Linked DNA regions of Homo sapiens: region 2 is linked to region 1. A link is an interaction called in ENCODE POLR2A ChIA-PET data of the cell type or tissue named here. Cell type or tissue: GM12878. All regions are shown on one strand. Each heading gives the region's core, and the rest is flanking DNA. Links, peaks and the distances in the headings are about the cores only.

Region 1 (10,486 bases), core at 860-8,859:
CCTCCAATTAGGGAATGATTTCTTACATATGACATCAAAAGCACAAGTATAGTATGTCAATTATCCTTCAATAAAGTGGTTAAAAAAAAAAAAAGATTTATCTTCGATGAGGCCTTTGGAAAAAAAAAAAAAAAGGCAGGTAGGCCGGGCACGGTGGCTCACACCTGTAATCCCAGCACTGTGGGAGGCTGAGGGGGGGTGCATCACTTGAAGCCAGGAGTTTGAGACCAGCCTGGCCAACATGACGAAACCCCATCTCTACAAAAAACACAAAAATTAGCTGGGCATGGTAGCACATGCCTATAACCCCAGCTTCTTGGGAGGCTGAGGCATGAGAATCACTTGAGCCTGGGAGGTGGAAGTTGCAGTGAGCTGACATTGTGCCATTGCACTCCAGCCTGGATGACACAGGGAAACCATCTCCAAAAAAAAAAAAAGATGCAAATAGCCAATAAGCACACGAAAATATGTTCAATATTCTTAGCCATCAGGGTAATACAAATCAAAATCACCATGAAATACCACTTCACCCTCACTATGATTGCTAGAATCAAAATGACAAGTATCTGGCTATGGGTGGGCAAACTAGTTGATTTTCCCGAAAAAAGCTAAAACTACAAAGAAGATTGTGCCAAGCCTTGAGTGTGTTGAGCCCAACTGCAGAACAAAGAGAATGCTGGGTATTAAGAGATGTAAGCATTTTGAAGTGAGAGGAGATGAGAAGAGAAAGGGCCAAATGATATCCAGTTCTAAGTGTCATCTTTTGTTTTATAATGAAGACAATACAATATTGGGGTTATGTTCACATAAAAAAGTCTCCAGACAATCTCTGGCTCTTTCTAAAAATCAAACTATCTTTTAAATGGGTGAATTGTATGGTATAATATTAACAGATGGTTTCCCCATCTCCCTTCCCCAGACAGACTCCTGATTATGACAAGGACTATGTTCCAAGGGTATCTGCATTCCCCTCACCCAGAATAAGCTTTGTTTACAATAAGTACCCCATTATATATTGGCTGAATTGAATGAACTGGAAATCAAACTCAGGAAGCATTTCCAAAAGGATTTCCTTTAAACATGTTTTTAATTTTTAGAGACAGGTTCTTGTTCTGTCGCCTGGGCCTCCAAAGGTACGGTGATTACAAGCACGAGCCACTGAGTCTGGACTTTTTGCATTTTTAAATTGATATATCATAGTAGTATGTAAGCTTTTCCCTTTTTAAAACTACTATGGGCCAGGTGCCGTGGCTCACACATGTATATCCCAGCACGTTGGGAGGCTGAGGTTAATGGATCACCTGAAGTCACGAGTTCGAGACCAGCCTGACCAACATGGTGAAACCCTCTCTACTAAAACATAAAAATTAGTCGGCCAGGTGCAGTTGCTCACGCCTGTGATCCCAGCACTTTGGAAGGCTGACGCAGGCAGATCACCTGAGATCAGGAGTTCAAGCCCAGCCTGGCCAAAATGGTGAAACCCCATCTCTACTAAAAATAAGAAAATTAGCCAGGCGTGGTGGCAGGTGCCTGTAATCCCAGCTACTCAGGAGGTTGAGGCAGGAGAATCACTTGAACCCTGGGGGCAGAGGTTGCAGTAAGCCAAGATCACAGCATTGCACTCCAGCTTGGGCAACAAGAGAGAAAATCCATCTCAAAAAAAACCAAAAAAACAAAAAAAAACACAAAAAAACCCAGGCGTGGTGGCAGGCGTCTGTAATCTCAGCTACTCGGGAGGCTGAGGCAAGAGAATCACTTGAACCTGGGAGGCAGAGGTTGCAGTGAGCCAAGATCATGCCATTGCACTCCAGACTGAGCAATAAGAGTGAAACTCCATCTCAAACAAAAGAAAACAAAACAAAACAAAACCAACAAACTACTATGTCAGAACCTAAAGGTGATCATTCAAAGTAGTCATTTTAGAATGCAATGAATGAATTTCAATTCTATAGTCATTGTTAAGAGCAGGTTAAAATCCTTTAGGGGCCAGGTATGGTACTCATTTTTGTAATCCCAGCACCTTGAGAGGCCGAGGTGGGAGGATCACTTGAGGCCAAGAGTTCGAGACCAGCCTGGGCAACATAGCGAGACCCTATGCTACAAAAAGTTCTTTTAAAATTAGCCAGCTGACCAGGTGGGGTGGCTCACGCCTGTAATCCCAGTACTTTGGGAGGACGAGGCAGGCAGATCACCTGAGGCCAGTCTGGCCAGCATGGCGAAACCCCGTCTCTACTAAAAAATACAAAAAAGTAGCCAGGTGTTGTGGCGGGTGCCTGTAATCCCAGCTACTCAGGAGGCTGAGGCAGGAGAATCGCTTGAACTCAGGAGGTGGAGGGTGCTGGGAGCCGAGATCAAACCATTGCACTCCAGCCTGGGCAACAAGAGGGAAACTCCGTCTCAAAAAAAAAAAAAAAAAAAAAATTAGCCAGCCGTGGTGGCACATGCCTGTACAGCTACTTGGAAGGCTGAGGCAGAAGGACTGAGTCCAGGAGGTCAAGGCTGCTTTGAGCCATGATTGAGCACCACTGTACTCCAGTCTGGGAGACAAGAGCAAGACCCTGTCTCTAAAAATAAAAATGCTTAAAGGAAATCCTTCCTGAGTTTGATTTCCAGTTCATTTGACTCAGCCAACATATATGTGGTACTCATTGTGTACAAAGTTTATGCTGGATTAAGGGAACACAGCCAAGAAAAAACACCAAGGAAGCCTGTTACTATCACAAACTAAATAGTAGTACAGCTTCTCACTTCCATGGAAATTTAAAGACACAGTTCACAAGAAACAAGCAAGGAGAAGCCAAACACGGCCACAGACAATCACATTGGCTACTTCCCATTTGACAAAGAATAACACAGGGGAAAGTGTGAACACAGTCGCCCACTACCACAAATTATGCAGTTGAGTATCCCACATTTGGGGAAATCACAGGGGCCAGCAAACACAGAATGCAATGAGTGAACCTTGCCCTGGGAAAACCACCTTTGTGGTCAGGGTATCTTCCCTGCCCGGTAAAGTGGAAGGCATGGTTGTTGCCTGACATCTCACCCTCAGATTCAAAACACTCTTCACATAGGGTCACTCTTCTTGCACAAGTTCTAGCCTGCTACTTACAAGATAAAGACTTTTCCAAAGTTTAAGAGCCAGAAATGGCTGGGCACGGTGGCTCACGCCTGTAATCCCAACACTTTGGGAGGCCAAGGCAGGCAGATCACGAGGTCAGGAGTTCAAGACCAGCCTGGCCAACATGGTGAAACCCCATCTCTACTAAAAATACAAAAATTAGCCTGGCATGGTGGCGGGTGCCTGTAAGCCCAGCTATTCGGGAGGCTGAGGCAGGAGAATTGCTTGAACCTGGTAGGCAGAGGTTGCAGTGAGCAGATATGGTGCCACTGCACTCCAGCCTGGGCGACAGAGCGAGACTCCAACTCAAGGGGGAAAAAAAAGGGAAGTTTTTAGATGTGATTGATTTAAGATGAAAAGCTTATCCAGATGGGCCTAATGTAATCACAGGGTCCTTAAGGGAAGGACACTGGAAGACAGTGTGGCGATTCCTCAAGGATCTAGAACTAGAAATACCATTTGATCCAGCAATCCCATTACTGGGTATATACCCAAAGGATTATAAATCATGCTACTATAAAGACACATGCACGTGTATGCTTATTGCAGCACTATTCACAATAGCAAAGACTTGGAACCAACCCAAATGTCCATCAATGATAGAATGGATTAAGAAAACGTGGCACATATACACCACGGAACACTATGCAGCCATAAAAAAGGATGAGTTCATGTCCTTTGTAGGGACATGGATGAAGCTGGAAACCATCATTCTGAGCAAACTTTGCAAGGACAGAAAACCAAACACCGTATGTTCTCACTCATAGGTGGGAATTGAACAATGAGAACACTTGAACACGGGGTGGGGAACATCATACACCAGGGTCTGTCATAGGATGGGGGAAACGGGGAGGGATAGCATTAGGAGACATACCTAATGTAAATGACGAGTTAATGGGTGCAGCAAACCAACATGGCACATGTATACATATGTAACAAACCTGCACGTTGTGCACATGTACCCTAGAACTTAAAGTATAATAATAATAATAATAATAATAATAATAATAATAAAAGAGAAGGACACTGGAGCCAGGCGCCGTGGCTCACACCTGTAATCCCAGCACTTTGGGAGGCCGAGGCAGGTAAATCACCTGAGGTTAGGAGTGCGAGACCAGCCTGGCCAACATGGTGAAACCCCGTCTCTACTAAAAATACAAACATTAGCAAGGCGTGGTGGCGTGTGCCTGTAATCCCAGCTACTCAAGAGGCTGAGGCAGGAGAATCCCTTGAACCCTTGAGGCTGAGGTTGCTGTGAGCTGAGATTGCGCCATTGTACTCCAGCCTGGGCTACAAGAGCGAAACGCCGTCTCCAAGAAAAGAAAAAAAACAGAAGGACTCTGGAGGTCCACAAAAAGATATAAAGACAGAAGAAAAGTCAGAAGATGCTAAATTGTTAGCTTTGAAAAGGAAAGGGCTACAAACAAGGAAAATGTGAAGGTAACACTCCCTTAGAGCCGCCAAAGGTATTCAACTGCGTACTTCTGATTGTAATGGCAAATCACTGTAGTACTCAATGACAACACCAACCACGAGGGGTGTGAGACCAAAAGCGTGTGTGGAGAAAAAAATGACCATTAGAAGGCATCAATCTCTCGCTATTCCAAAACAGGAGGTTACAATATAACACAGGAAAACCTACGAAGCAAAGATACAACGTACGCCTTTTATAAACAAGCCAGATCAGGGGAGAGAACCAACATAGTCCCCACTACCACAAATTATGCAATTAAGTTTCCCACATTTGTAGAAAACCACAGGGGTCAGCACATCCACAATGCAAGAGACAAACCTCACCCTGAAAAATCCACCTTTAATGATCATGTTATTTCCCTTGCCAGTTAAGTATGAGTCCCCAGCGCTGCCTGAGAGTTCACCCTTAGATTCAAACCACTCTAAATATAGGATCATTTTTCTCATGTGCTCTTTAGACCCCCTAATTTCTGGAATAAAGATATTTTCCAAACTACAATAACCCAGCACCTGTATTTTTAATATCTGGCTATTCAAAATCTTAAGAAATATAAGCCTAGGGTGCAAATAGCCAGCAGTCACTGCGCTTATCTACATACTCCACACCCCTTTGGATGATCTCATTCAGTATGTCCTTTCCTAGTATGCTTGGTGACACGACTGAAATAAAACTTAAAAATGCTCTACAGATTAAAAGGTAAATAACGTAAACTAGCTCCTGCCTTTAAGGGTTTGGCACTAATGATGCCACTATGGTGTCTTTTTTCTTTTTTTTTCCCCCCAGAGACAAAGTCTTGCTTTGTTGCCCAGGCTGGGGTACAGTAGTTATCGAACTTCTGGCCTCAGGGGATTTTCCTGTTTCAGTCTTCCCCAGCAGCTGCAAAAACAGGCGCGCACGGCTTTCTTGCGCAGTTAAACAAGCTGCTATACACGTAACCTGAGTAAGTTTGAAAACATGAAATTTGGTAAAATTATTTCTGAAAATCCAGTCTACATATCTGAAAATCCAATCTCTGTATAGGTTACCTACCAGTCCAAAGTGTCATGCTTACATACAAAATGCTGTCTTTCAAACATGCAGCAAATGATCAATCTTACTTGAAAGATCAATTGCACAAACGCTAATTCTAATTTTGAATGAAGCAGGCCGGACGCTGTGACTCCTGCCTGTAATCCCAGCCCTTTGGGAGGCCAATGCGGGCAGATCACTTGAGGTCAGGAATTCGAGACCAGCCTGGCCAACATGGTAAAACCCTATCTCTAATAAAAATACAAAAATCAGCTGGGCATGGTGGCAGGCACCTGTAATCCCAGCTACTCAAGAGGCAGGAGAACCTCTTGAACCTAGGAGATGGAGGTTGCAATGAGCTGAGATCACGCCGCTGCACTCTAGCCTGGGCGACAGAGCAAGACTCTGTCTCAAAAAAACCCCACAAAAACCAAAAAAACAAATTAGAATTGGAGTTTCAGAGTTAACAGTGTTCTTCAATTGTCTTTCCAAGATCACACTAGAACCACCCTAATATCCCACATCTTTTATTTTACAGAAGGACTCTTCTGGTATCTTCTCTTCTGCCAAAATAAATTAGCCAGAGTTTATAACTTTTTTTTCCTTGTCACTGACTTCAAGCTCACGGTTTTCCATCTTTACAAAAGGAAGAAATAATGCTGTTTTAAAAATCTTGGGCCAGGTGCAGTGGCTCACACCTGTAATCCCAGCACTTTGGGAGGCTGAGGTGGGTGGATCACCTGAGGTCAGGAGTTCAAGACCAGCCTGGCCAACATGGCGAAACCCTCTCTACTAAAAATAAATTAGCCGGGCATGCTGGTGGGCACCTGGGTACTCGGGAGGCTGAGACAGGAGAATCGCCTGAACCCAGGCTGCAGTGAGCCGAGACTGTGCCATTGCACTCCAGCCTGAGCAACAAGATCGAAACTCCATCTCTAATGATAAATAAATAAAAATGAAAATAAAAATCTTGCTAAACAAGCAACAACTGAGAACATAGAGGTGTCTTAGATGGGGAGAAAAAGAATATTGGGACAAGGAGGTAGGGGATTCTGTGATGCAACCAGACACTTGTTCTCAAGTCTGATGTTCTGACAGTCTATCAGTTTTATTTTTATATACTTTCCTTTTCAAAGAAGTATTATGTAATATATATATACATACACACATATGTATATGTATGCTCTATAAATTGTCAACATTTTGTTTTGTGAAATAAAACACACTTTGAAATCTGGTTGGAGGGCTGGTCGCAGTGGCTCACACCTGTAATCCCAGTACTGTGGGAGGCCGAGGCAGGTGGATCATTTGAGGCCAGGAGTTCGAGACCAGCCTGGCAAACATGGTGAAACCTTGTCTCTACTAAAAATACAAAAATATCTGGTGGTGTGCATCTGTAATCCCAGCTACCCAGGAGGCTGATGAAGGAGAATCGCTTGAACCTGAAAGGCAGAGGTTGCAGTGAGCTAAGATCATGCCATTGCACTCCAGCCTGGGTGACAGCAGGAAACTCTTGTCTCAAACAAAAAAACAAAAAAAAAGAAAAGAAAAAAGAAATCTGGTGGAACAACTCATGTAAGGGAAAAGGTAATGTATGTGAACTATACTGCCATTACCACCAAACAATTCTTACAACCAAAATGCCAGTTTCAGAAGATTTGTGACTAGCAGTGCCTTCTTCAGGCTAGAGTGCAGTGGCACCATCACAGCTCACTGCAGCCTTGACCCCCAGGGGTCAAGTGAGCCTCCTGAGTAGCTGGGACTACAGGCACACACTACCATGTCTGGCTAACTTTTGTATTTTTTGTAGAGAGGGAGTTTCACCATGTTGCCCAGGCTGGGCTCAAACTCCTGGGCTCAAGCAATTGACCCGTCTCCGCCTCCCAGACAGTTGGGATTAGAGGCATGGAACCACCATGCCCAGGCCACAGAGTCTTTCTTTTTTTTTTTTTGTGACAGAGTCTTACTCTGTCGTCCAGGCTAGAGTGCAGTGGTGCCATCTCAGCTCACTGCCACATCTGCCTCCCAGGTTCAAGCGGTTCTCCTGCCTCAGCCTCCTGAGTAGCTGGAATTACAAGCACATGCCACCATGCCCGGCTAGTTTTTGTATTTTTAGTAGAGATGGGTTTTTGCCATGTTGGCGAGGCTGGTCTCGAACTCCTGACCCCAAATGATCCACCTGCCTCAACCTCCCAAAGTACTGGGATTACAGGTGTGAGCCACCACGACCACTCCTCCAACCAGATTTCAAAGTGTGTTTTATTTCACAAAACAAAATGTTGATAATTTACAGGCCCACCTCAGCTTCCCAAAGTGCTGGGATTATAGGCGTGAGCCACCATGCCCGGCTGCCCAGCCTACAGAGTCTTAAGTGGCTCATGAATCCTCACAAGTCCCAGTTTCAATGTTTCACAAAAATTTCATTGCTATTGGCCTAGTTATCAAAATATCTGTTCAAGGGAGTCAGCCTTAGGCAAAAAGATGTCTGTCCTCCACTGCCTTGTAACTCTAAGCAAGTTAAGAAAAATGTTACTGTTATAATCCTCACAGAGGTCCTGCATACCTTAATATCCTTTGAGAAGAGCCTCATTTCTTTGATTAGAAAAAAATGAGGAGCTGGATGCGGTGGCTAACACCTACAATCCCAGCACTTTGAGAGGCCAAGGTTGCAATGTGTCGAGATCGCGCCATTGCACTCCAGCCTGGGCGACAGTGCGAGAGTCTGTCTCAAAAAAAAAAAAAAAAAAAAAAGACAAAAATGAGGAAAGGCTGAGCACGGTGGCTCACGCCTGTAATCCCAGCAGTTTGGGAGGCTGAGGCGGGTGAATCACTTGAGGTCAAGAGTTCAAGACCAGCCTGGGCAACATAGCAAAACCCCATCTCTACTAAAGATACAAAAATTAGCTGGGCATGGTGGCACGTGTCTGTAATCCCAGCTACTCCGGAGGCTGAGGCAGGAGAATTGCTCGAACCTGGGAGGCGGAGGTTGCAGTGAGCTGAGATCACACCACTGCACTCCAGCCTGAGTGACAAAGCAAGACTCCATCCCCCCCCCCAAAAAAAAAAGGAAATATATGTTTGTTAAATACTAACATAAGTAAACATATAAAATCTTTATAAACTGAATCTAGTAGATTATTTAAAAAGAGACAGAATTGGCCAGGTGCGGTGGTTTACGCCTGTAATCCCAGCACTTTGGGAGGCTGAGGCAGGCGGATAACCTGAGGTCAGGAGTTCAAGACCAGCCTGGTCAACATGGTGAAAACCTGTCTCTACTAAAAATACAAAAATTAGCCAGGCATAGTGGCTCACGCCCGTAATCCCAGCTACTCGGGAGGCTGAGGCAGGAGAATTGCTTGAACCCGGAAGGCGGGGTCTGCAGTGAGCTGAGACTGCGCCACTGCACTCCAGCCTGGGCGACAGAGCAAGACTCCAGCTCAAAAAAAAAAAAAGAGAGACTTGGTCAGGTGGAGTGGTTCCCGCCTGTAATCCCAGCACTTTGGGAGGCTGAGGCGGGCGGATCACAAGGTCAAGATATCAAGACTATCCTGGCCAACATGATGAAACCCCATCTCTACTAAAAATACAAAAATTAGCTGGGCGTGGTGGTGCATCCCTGTCATCCCAGCTACTCGGGAGGCTGAGGCAGAAGAACTGCTTGAACCCGAGAGACGGAGGTTGCAGTGAGCCGAGATGGTGCCACTGCACTCCAGCCTGGCTACAGAGCGATAGGACCTACATATATAAAAGTATACGATAAAGGTAACATTTCATATAGAAGGGGAAGGAACTGATTATTTCAAAGACTGCTCAGAAAATTAGGTCACAACTGGAAAGAAAAAAAAATGCTTCCGCCCGGCATGGTGACTCACGTGAGCCTATAATCCCAGCACTTTGGGAGGCCTTGGCGGGTGGATCACCTGAGGTCAGGAGCATGAGACCAGCCTGACCAATATGATGAAACCCCATCTCTACTAAAAATACAAAAATTAGTGAGGCATGGTGGTGGGTGCCTGTAATCCCAGCTATCTGGGAGGCTGATACAGGAGAATCGCTTGAACACGGGAGGCGGAGGTTGGAGTGAGCTGAGATCACACCATTGCACTCCAGCCTGGGCAACAAGAGCGAAACTCCGTCCCAAAAAAAAAAAAAATTGCTTCCATATTAGCCGGGCATGGTGACACGTGCCTGTTCCCAGCTACTCTGGAGGCTGAGGCAGGAGAATCACTTGAACCAGGGAGGCAGTGGTGGCAGTGAGAAGATCGTGCCACTGCACTCCAGCCTGGGCGACAGTGAGACCCTGTCTCAAATAAATAAATAAATAAATAAATAAATAAATAAATAAATAAATAAATAAAAAGCTTTCTTCCTCCTACCACTTATTTTTTAAAAACTCATATAGATTAATAGGGAGGCAGAGGTGGGCAGATCACCTGAGGTCAGGAGTTCGAGATCAGCCTGGCCAATATGGCAAAACCCTGTCTCCACTAAAAAATACAAAAATTAGCTGGGCGTGGTGTCTCACACCTGTAATCTCAGCTACTCAAGAGGCTGTGGCATAAGAATTGCTTGAACCCTCAAGACAGAGGTTGCAGCAAGCAGAAATCATGCCTAGGTGACAGAGCAAAACTCAGTCCCCCAAAAAATCATATAAATAGTCAAATGTTGAAGGAATGGATGGTTAGAAAATAAAATTAAAAATTAAAAAAGATTCAAATGTAGATCTAAACCATATGTAGAAATAATACGAATGAAAAATCCATTTATAATTTTGTATAGACCTTCTAAACATGTTACCAAAGTCAGAATACAAAAATTGAATACATTAGATTTGGCCTAGTTTTGAAGGACCTGTTTTGAAGCACGTTGGGAGGCCGAGGTGG
Region 2 (10,486 bases), core at 828-8,827, 77 kb before region 1:
TGAGGCAGACCTCTCCCACCCCACCCGCATCTTGACATCTCTGGGCCTCAGGAAGTTTATATCACTGGGCTTGAGCTTCACACTCTGTAAATTGACAGGGCTAATCCATGTCTAAGGGATCTTCCAACTCTAAAATTATAAAATTCAAGAGGCAGCCAGCTCTCTGAGTGTGAACTTGTTCAAATTCATTAATTCATTCATCCCCTCATTCCTTCACTGACTATTTACTGAGTTCCTTCTATGTACTGGTCACCATGCTAGGTGCTGGGACACAGGAGGAGTCAGATGTTGGCCCTGTCCTTAAGGAAACTCACGGAGGAGCCTCTCTGCAAGCTATACCTCCTAGCCAGCTCCCATGGTGTCTGCTCACCTCCTCTGAGGGGTTTTCTTTGATCCACCAGGTCCCTCAGTCCCCAGCTGTTATCTGAGCTACTTATGGGCAGAGTTTGTGGCTTATTCATCATCAGAACCCAGAGTCTAGGCCAGGCAAGGTGGCTCATGCCTGTAATCCCAACACTTTGGGAGGCCGAGGTGGGCAGATCACCTGAGGTCAGGAGTTCGAGACCAGCGGTGACCAACATGAAGAAACCCCATCTCTATTAAAAATACAAAATTAGCCAGGCATGGTGGCGCATGACTGTAATCCCACCTGCTAGGGAGGCTGAGGCAGGAGAATCACTTGAACCCCACAGGTGGAGGTTGTGGTGAGCCAAGATCACGCCACTGCACTCCAGCCTGGGCAACAGGAACAAAACTCTGTCTCCAAAAAAAAAAAAAAAAGAAAAAACCCAGAGTCTAGATAGCCTCTGGCTCTATAGCTGTTTGTTGAATGAGTGAATGAATGAATAGCAGCTTAGAATGGAGATTAATACCTATCCAAGATACTTTATTCAATAAGTTGAGCCATGCAAAATTGCCAATACTTGACCATTTTAACTAATAAAACAGAAATTTAATATGGTTCAATTTGATACATACGAATTTACAGAGAAGGACAATGGGCTGTGTGTTGGGTCTGAACTGGGAGACAGAGAGTATCTACGTTGGAATTCCACCATGGAGGACTGATTTCCCAAAGCTAAGAGCACCTTGCTATGAGTCAGTTGCATATATATGTCAGTCCCTCCACATAGGTTAGGGGCAACGTCAAACCCAGCCCTGGGGTCCTGCTTAGGATGCCCCTTCCTCCCACTCAGGTTACCTGATGGCTTATCTCTGACTGATCCCCAGTGTTTACTTTGGAGACTTGGGTGAAAGGTTTCCAGCCACAACCATTTCTTTTCCTGGATCTTTTGCCAAAATGTCCCCCTTGAAAGTCTCTTACCATTCTTGGAAATCTTGGTAGGGTTGGGTAGTTGCCACTGGTGTCTGGCTTCTGACCCCCTGAAAGCTGTAGGACAGGAGGAATATAGTTTAAAGATGGAGGGCCCACGGCCAGAGGTAACTTGTAGGCATTTGTAAACTCTCTTGAAGTGGCCCATAAAGACATGCGCTCTTCCTGTTCCTTCTGTTTCATCTCGACTTCATCTAATATCTGCTCGATATTCCTCAGCCTATCATCATTCTCGTGCATTATTGTCTGCATAATCTTTAGATCCAGCACACACTTACTGATGAGATACTCCTCAGTCGTGGACATGTTGTTCAAATTGCTCTTGGCTTCTCTGGTTGACTCAGGAAGGCTGAGTGAACTGAGTGAACCGTTTTGCCAGTCCCAGTCATCAAAAGAGTACTCTGTCTCAGCTTTTGAAGAGCTCTCATCCTCACTGCCAAAACAACACGCCTCTCTCTCCATCTTATCCAGCTCTTCTTCCATGGATTTCAGTTCATCTACCTGGTTAGGTCCGTCTGCCTCCAAAGATGAAGCAGCTCCTGGAGGCTCTTCTATGTCATCTTCCAAAATCAAGCAGCCTGAGTAGATCTCGTTGATTTCGAAACTGCAGAGGCTTGGCTGACCTGTGCTGGGGCTGCTGGCCTCTTCTGCCATAAATGGAGCAGGGCAAGGAGCATCTTGATTCTGAGTCTCCCTGGCCATCAGACATGGATCTGGGGCCTGAGGATCTAGTGTCCCCTCAGTGAATAAAGAGTGAACCCTTGGTGAATGAGGTTGACTGCCTATTGAAAAAAACAGCAAAATGCAACTCATTAAAATGAACATATTTGGCAGCTAAGCAGCCTTGGCTTGTTCAAGAGGCAAAGACTGTCAAAAAAAAAAAAAAAGTTTTTTATTTTCCCACCCCCTTCCCAGTTGTGGAAGACTACTGGATACACTCACAAAGGGTGAGGGAGTATGTGTCCCCTAGGGGAAAGCTCCTATTTTGACATGGAATGAGGCAGAAATTGTTGTCAGGGCAGGGGTCTAGCCATGGAGGAAATATTCTAAGCTTTATTGTGTGTCCAAACATGCATAACTGTCAGGACATGCAAATTAGAGGCCCCTGAATCTTGTTTTCTTTTGTTTTATAGAGATGGGGTCTTGCTGTGTTGCCCAGGTTGCTCTCAAACTCCTGGCTTTAAGTGATCCTCCCGTCTCACTCTCCCAAAGTGCTGGGATTACAGGTGTGAGCCACCGTGCCCAGCTCCCCTGAATCTTAAGGACCACGTTCATAGCCTTCTTTTCACACAAAAGAGTTTGACTATTTCTCAGTTAAAGTTATGCTCTTGGTGAGCATCTGATAACAGTAGCCTAGGGCCAGGCGTGGTGGTTCACGCCTGTAATCCCAACACTTTGGGAGGCCAGGGCGGGTGGATCACTTGAGGTCAGGAGTTCGAGTGGTCTCAAACCAACATGGTGACCAACATGGTGACCACCATGGCCTGACCAACATGGTGAAACCCCATCTCTACTAAATACAAAAAATTAGCCAGGCATGGTGGTGCATGCCTGTAGTCTCAGCTACTTGGGAGGCTGAGGCAGGAGAATCGCTTGAACCTGGGAGACAGAGGTTGCAGTAAACCGAGATTGCGCCATTGCACTCCAGTCTGGGCAAAAAGAGTGAAACTGTCTCAAAAAAAAAAAAAAAGTAGCCTAGATACCACCCAAGGAGCCATTACATTATGGGAGTAATGAAAAAACTAAAAAATTTATGCTAGGATTGACCACCCACCACCCCTGGTTTACAGGTGTACAGCTTACAGAGAATGGGACTAAGCTGTCAAAGTAATGAGGTTACAGGGCCACTCTGGAGGCCTCCAGCACTGCTGAAGGAGAGTCAGAGTGAATGGTCATTTGGCTGGAATTGGAAGGCCTGGGTTCCAGTTCTATAACAAGTTCTCTGTGATCCTGAGCAGGTTACAACCTCTCTGAACCTTAGTTTTCTCATCTGTAATATGAAGGCATTAAGCCTGATGACTGCAAGGTCCTTTCCAGTTCTAAATTCTAAGGTTTTCAAATGTACTAAAATGTAGTAAAATTGGTTGGGCAAAGTGGCTTATACCTGTAATCCAAGTGCTTTGGGAGGCGAAAGTGGGAGGACTGCTTGAGGCCAGGAGTTCAAGACCAACCTGAGCAACATAATGAGACCTCATCTCTAAAAAAAAAAAACTTTTTTAGGCCAGGTGTGGTGGCTCATGCCTGCAATCCCAGCACTTTGGGAGGACCAGGTGGGAGGATTGCTTGAGTTCAGGAGTTCAAGACCAGCCTGGGCAACATCGTGAGACCTTGTCTCTACTAAAAATTTAAAAAGTAAGGCTGGGCGCAGTGGCTCACACCTGTAATCCCAGCACTTTGGGAGGCCAAGGCGGGTGGATCACGAGGTCAGGAAATCGAGACCATCCTGGCCAACATGGTGAAACCCCGTCTCTACTAAAAATACAAAAAATTAGCTGGGCATGGTTGTGCGTGCCTGTAATCCCAGCTACTCAGGAGGCTGAGGCAGGAGAATTGCTTGAACCCGGGAGGCGGAGGTTGCAATGAGCCGAGACCCCACCATTGCACTCCAGCCTGGGCAACAGAGCAAGATTCCATCTCAAAAAAAAAAAAAAAGAAAAAAATTAGCCCAGCATGGTGGCACATGCCTGTAATCCCAGCTACTCAGGAGGCTGAGGCATGAGAATCACTTGAACCCAGGAAGTGGAGGTTGCAGTGAGCTGAGAGCATGCCACTGTACTCCAGTCTGGGCAATAGAGCTAGACTTTATCTCACAAAACAAACAAGTTACATCTACAGTTTAGAGGAGTCAATTAGTTGCAGCTCATGTGACTCTCAGAACACATTTGTGTCAAACTAACACAACCTGTGAATTAAGGCCATACCCATTTCCTTTAGTTCTATGATTTCCATGTCAGGTGTCTCTCTGGGGTGTTCTGAAGTCAGTCCTAGATAGACATTGACATCGGGATGGAGTCCGTATCTCTGCACTCTGGGGCTCTCGGTTGGTTGAGTTCTCTGGGCTCCAGTAAAATCCTGTAACACAGGAAATATTGTCAAGGACATAGTCTCAGTCATCCTGAATGTCACTGGTGCTTTAGAAACCATCTAAGTATCTGATAAACTCCCTCTTATTCCTGTTGGGTAGACTGACTTTAGTCCTAATTAACTAGTTTATTGTTATTGCCAATACCTTAAAAGCAATAATAATAGCTACCATTCACTGAATCTCCACTAAGTGCCTACAGGGTGCCCCTACTATGCATATGTGTTGAACCTCCCTAGCTCCCCTCCTCAATTCCATGCTGCTTTCACCAAGTTAAGCAGTTAGGCTATTATCAAGAACACAGAAATGGTGTAATAAAATGAGGATTTCCAAAATTTCTTACAACTTGGTCTCTAGCTTCATCTTGTCTCTAACTCCCTATTCTCCTGAGTTAGGTAAGCAGAAATAAACTCCCAACAACTTCAGGGCTTGCCTTTAAGTCATTCTTCAGAATATACCGGATATCTTGAAGGTTCATAGTTCGGTCTTTCTGCTTGACGTGGATGCCTGACTTAACAATATCATAGTAAGGTTTCGGAAGCCTGACATCAGCTTCTAAATAATTCCCCGAGACTACGGCTTTTTTAACAACTGAGCCATCTAAGCCCTTCCAGGGTATGTCATCTGTAAGGAAAAAGTCATACAAAAGAGTAAATTAGGAAACCAAAGAGTGGAGTGGGGGGAAAAGAAATCAGATGAAGCTGGGTAACCTTAGGCAAGTCACTTAACTTCTTTATTTTTTTTTCTAATCCACTGTACTTTAGAAACAATTCATTTCCTTATATATTAATTTCTCTCTGTAGAAAAACTACCCAGAGGGGCCGGGCGTGGTGGCTTACACCTGTAATCCCAGCACTTTGGGAGGCCGAGGCGGGTGGATCACAAGGTCAAGAGATCGAGACCGTCCTGGCCAACATGGTGAAATCCCCTCTCTACTAAAAATACAAAAATTAGCCAGGCGTGGTGGCGCACACCTGCAATCCCAGCCACTCAGGAGGCTAAGGCAGGAGAATCGCTTGAACCCGGGAGGCAGAGGTTGTAGTGAGCTGAGATTGCGCCACTGCACTCCAGCCTAGCAACAAAAACAGAAAACAAAAAAACAAAAAAAAACTACCTGGAAGGCCAATTCATAAGTGAGAAGCCACTTTACTCATTTACCAGAGAGATCACCGCCACAGAGATAGGAAACAATAGTGTCAGCAACATGTACACATGGGCTCCCCGCTGGCAGGGGAGCCCAATATTCATCTCATGTATATTGTCATTTTGCCTCTGGGACTGCAAACACCATAAAAAAGCAGCCCTTGGCCGGGCGTGGTGGCTCACGCCTGTAATCCTAGCACTTTGGGAGGCCGAGGTGGGTGGATCACCTGAGGTCAGAGGTTGAAACCAGCCTGGCCAACACAGTGAAATCCCATCCCTACTAAAAATACAAAAATTAGCTGGGTGTGGTGGCGAGCACATGTAATCTCAGCTACTCTGGGAGGCCGAGGCAGGAGAATCACTTGAACCCAGGAGGTGGAGGTTGCAGTGAGCTGAGATCGCGCCACTGCACTCCAGCCTGGGCAACAGAGTAAGACTCCATCTTAAAAAAAAAAAAAAAAAAAGCCTTGCACGTTGGCTCACGCCTGTAATCCCAGCACTTTAGGAGGCTGAGGTGGGCGGATCACGAGGTCAGGAGATCCAGACCATCCTGGCTAATACGGTGAAACCCCGTCTGTACTAAAAATAGAAAAAATTAGCCGGGCATGGTGGCACGCGCCTGTAGTCCCAGTTACTTGGGAGGCTGAGGCAGGAGAATCGCTTGAACCCGGGAGGCAGAAGTTGCAGTGAGCCAAGATCCCGCCACTGCACTTCAGCCTGGGCAACAGAGTGAGACTCTGTCAAAAAAAAAAAAAAGCAGCCCTTAATGTGATTTTACTGTGTGTGTGTGTGTGTGTGTGTGTGTGTGTGTGTGTGTGTGTGTGTGTGTGTGTGTGTCTTTCTTTTGAAGGATTCCTTCCATCTTCAGATATGTGACTACTTTCTCCACATCAGAGCAGTGGATTTGGAAGTACATCCATTTCTTTCAAGTGACACTGTTTATACATCTAATGGACACAGGGTGTGTTTCATAGTTTACTTCTCAGAGGCTAGTCTTTCCCCCTAATTTACAAGTTCTCAAGGGATACCACACATAGATCATAAGTACTGATACCAATATTCAGGTTAAAAAGTTTGCTTCGGCCGGGCGTGGTGGCTCACACCTGTAATCTCAGCACTTCAGGAGGCCGAGGTGGGTAGATCACAAGGTCAAGCGATCGAGACCAGCCTGGCCAATATGGTAAAACCCCGTCTCTACTAAAAATGCAAAAATCAGTTGGGCGTGGTGGTGTGCACCTGTAGTCCCAGCTACTCGGGAGGCTGAGGCAGAAGAATCGCTTGGACCCGGGAGGCAGAGGTTGCAGTAAACCGAGATCGAGCCACTGCACTCCAGCCTGGGTGTCAGAGCAAGACTCTGTCTCAAAAAAAATAAAAAATAAAAATAAAAATAAATTTTTTTAGTGTGGATTAAATGCATCATCACTGACAAGCAGATGGATGGGCTTTGCTGAGTCTTTTTTTTTTCTTTTGAGACAGAGTCTCACTCTGTCACCCAGGCTGGAGTGCAGTGGCGCTATCTCAGCTCACTGCAACCTCTGCCTCCCAGGTTCAAGTGATTTTCCTGCCTCAGCCTCCCAAGTAGCTGGGACTACAGGCACGTGCCACCACGCCCAGCTAATTTTTGTATTTTTAGTAGAGACAGGGTTTCACCATTTTGGCCAGGCTCGTCTTGAACTCCTGACTTCAGGTGATCCACCCGCCTCAGCCTCCCAAAGTGCTGGGATTACAGGCGTGAGCCACTGCTCCCAGCCAAGAAGTCTCTTTTTAATAAGTCTTCTATTTTCATAAAAGTCAGTAACTCCTGTGGGGGGAGAAAAATGCAACCTAAGAATAGGGACTTTGGTCAACCATTAATGATCTTGATCTACCTGTTAAAATCTCCTGCATGATCATAGAAAAGCTGTAGATGTCTGATTTCACTGTGGCTGCCTTCTGTAAGATCACTTCTGGTGCGGCCCAGTTGTATAGCTGCGTAGGAAGGGGCACTCGAGTCAGGTCCCTCTGTACACCTCTGTCCTCGCTACGGAAGGAAACTCACAAGTCAGCGCTCATGCCTTAAAGGGTCTTTTATTCATTCATTCATTCATTCATTCTTTCATTCATTCAGAGTCTTGCCCTGTCACCCAGGCTGGAAAGCAGCAGCGTGATCTCAGCTCACTGCAACCTCTGCCACCTCCCGGGTTCAAGCGATTCTCCTGCCTCAGCCTCCCAAGTAGCTAGGATTACAGGTGTGTGTCACCAGGCCCGGCTAATTTTTGTATTTTAGTAGAGACGAGGTTTTGCCATGTTGGCCAGGCTCGTGGGTCTTTTAATCAACATACTACATTTGTGAAAACTTTGCCTCTGAAGGCTGACAACCTCTTTGAGTTCCTGGAAACCTAGCTAGACAATGAGCTAGTCCACACTGCTTCAGAGCTGTTCCAATACCTGCAATTCCTTACTATTCCACCCGGGCCCTCTCCACCACTTCATCTGGCAACTCTACTGCTCACCCACTCCACTCAAGTCACAGGGACCTTCTTTCAGTTCCTCCAACATACCTCATGTTCTTCAAGTCTTTGCACTGGCAGCTTCTGCCAGGCATGCTCTGCCCACAGATCCTAGAATGACTAGCTACTTTTTGTGACTGAGATATTTGTCTGAAAGTCACTTCCTCAAGGAGGCCCTCCCTGACTGCCTAATCTAAAGTAGTCCTGTTTTATTGGTTTCAGAGCACTTATTATCTGAATTTGTGTTCATTTAGTTTATCTGTCTCCCCTCCATTCTAGAGAGTCAGCTCCATGAGAGTAGGCAACTCATCTGCTTTTATATCACTGTACTTCTGGGCTTACACCAGGGCCTTGATGCTTGCTGTTGAATAAATGAACGTAAACTCTTTCAAGAGCCCTCTCAACCCCCATCTGCTTTATCAAAGCCATCTGGGACTTCCCCAACTCCTCATGATTATTTCTTTTCTGAACTCCTGCCCTTTTGGGAATGTGTCCTCTCAGTTTAGCACTCAAGGGTTCACTCATATGCTTAAATAACTCTTCCCAACCAGACTCCTTAAGAGCTAAGTCAGAGCATCCTAAATGTCTTCTGGCCCAGCAAGAGTCCTCAGGGTAAACTCAGCACTGACTTGTGCCCACAGCTGTCATGACAGTCAAATGAGATCATGGATGTAGAAACACTCGGTGAGCCATAAAGCGCTCTTTCATGTAAAGAATTAGTATGAATATTATGGGAGGCATTCAGTCAAGACTTAATGACTGGCAGTTGATAATTAAGAATTAAGTTTTTAAAAAGCAAGTGACAGCAAGTTTTTTGTTGGTCTGGAAAAAGGATAGATTTTAGACGATGAGATGGGCTTCTCAGACTTTGAGCAAACTTCCCTAAATAAAGTTTCTTCCAGCAAATCTTTGGATAGAGGGCAGTGAGTTCATGAAGTCATGAAGGTGAAAAAGCTAGTATTGACTTTAGTTATATTGCTGAAAAGTCACCTATGGCCTAGTATAGTGTGAACAGTGTGGATATGCATACAAATTTAATACATAATTATATATTGAACCCAGGAGGCAGAGGTTGCAGTGCGCCAAGACTGAGCCACTGCACTCCAGCCTGGGTAACAGAGTGAGACTCCATCTTAAAAAAAAAAAGGGCCAGGAGCAGTGGCTCATGCCTGTAATCCCAGCACTTTAGGAGGCCGAGGCGGGTGGATCACTTGAGGTCAGGAATTCAAGACCAGCCTGGCCAACATGGTGAAACCCCATCTCTACTAAAAACACAAAAATTAGCTGGGCATGGTGGCACGTGCCTGTAATGCCAGCTACTCAGGAGGCTGAGGCAGAATTGCTTGAATCCGGGAGGCAGAGGTTGCTGTGAGCCGAGATCGCACCACTGCATTCCAGACTGGGCTACTGTCTCAAAAAAAAAAAAAAAAAAAAAAAAGGAAGGAGCTGAAGGTAGGAGAAACTGCTGTATCACTTTTATACCAAGAGATGGAATGCTATCCTTGACAATGACATTCAACAAACTGATATGCCCTAGTAGAGTGTTACCAAAAATAAATGTGGGATTGAAGGCTACTTTGGGTTGGTGAATAATCAACTCATGTTACCAGCTTTCAAAGAAGGGTATGTTGTTACACCTGCAACGGCTTGCTGTCTAACATTTCTGACACTTCTACCTGAGGTTCCATCCTGAGGTCATTCCTAGACATTCACAGACCCTTGGTTACCTCCTACCCCCTCACTTGGCCAGTTGTTGACCCCAGCAACTCCATGCATTTCACTTTATTCCCTCCCATTTTGGCTTCATGGTCACCACTAGGCCCTGTCTCATGGTCTCATGGCTGGTGTTCCTGTCAACCTCCAATCCATCCTGCCCCTGTATCCTGGAGACATCCTCTACTATCTGTTTAGCCCCATCTGTGTCTCTAACCAATCAATTGGGTAACTTCACACCATTGCTTCACCCCTGGGTGCCTCAGTTTCCTCAACTATATAAGGACAGCATTGGGCTGGGCCATCTCCAAAGCTCCATTTCGGGCTAGGATTCACATTTCTATTGGTGAGCAAAAGGAGAAGAAACTGTGGTACCTTTCTCTCAATAGCAGATGGCGATCCATCACTGACAAAAGTGCACACCCTTTAGCGTCCACTGCTCCTGAACACATAGCCAGAGAGGTCAACCCTGCTCTGAACCATTTTAAGTTTTTCCTTCAACTAGATCATCCAATCATTTAAGAAACATTTACCGGCCAGCCGTAGTGGCTCATGCCTGTAATCCCAGTACTTTGGGAGGCCAAGGCAGGAGGACTGCCTGAGCCCAGGAGATTGAGATTGTAGTGAGCCACTGTACTATGGCCTGGGCAAAAGAGAGAGATCCTGTGTCCCCCACCCACAGAAAAGAAGGCTGGGTGTGGTGGCTCACACTTGTAATCCAAGCAC

The links. ChIA-PET counts read pairs that join two places held together with the same protein. Peaks named below come from ENCODE experiments on the same cell type or tissue, not always from the same donor. Only the 100,000 strongest peaks of a DNase experiment are listed, where the experiment ranks them.
Region 2: POLR2A ChIA-PET joins it to region 1 with 6 read pairs; 10 of 35 experiments call an interaction of 5 or more read pairs at or near these places.

The regions. Positions count from the first base shown.
Region 1 is chr17:58,674,721-58,685,206 of GRCh38, forward strand. The region is part of intron 1 of TEX14 (testis expressed 14, intercellular bridge forming factor); the gene reads right to left. All of the region lies in intron 1 of IGBP1C (IGBP1 family member C), which reads right to left. It also overlaps the pseudogene RNU1-52P and the pseudogene RNVU1-34. Among named protein-coding and RNA genes, the nearest start is that of IGBP1C, 12 kb to the right of the region's middle. In GM12878, for the core only: no CTCF peak of the experiment used is centred there; DNase peaks (open chromatin) are centred at 4,751 and 5,223; H3K27ac peaks cover 260 bases.
Region 2 is chr17:58,597,552-58,608,037 of GRCh38, forward strand. It overlaps TEX14 (testis expressed 14, intercellular bridge forming factor), which reads right to left. Exons shown (of 32, transcript NM_031272.5): 11 at 7,427-7,578; 12 at 4,849-5,039; 13 at 4,255-4,405; 14 at 1,325-2,115. Among named protein-coding and RNA genes, the nearest start is that of SEPTIN4, 58 kb to the left of the region's middle. In GM12878, for the core only: no CTCF peak of the experiment used is centred there; a DNase peak (open chromatin) is centred at 8,140.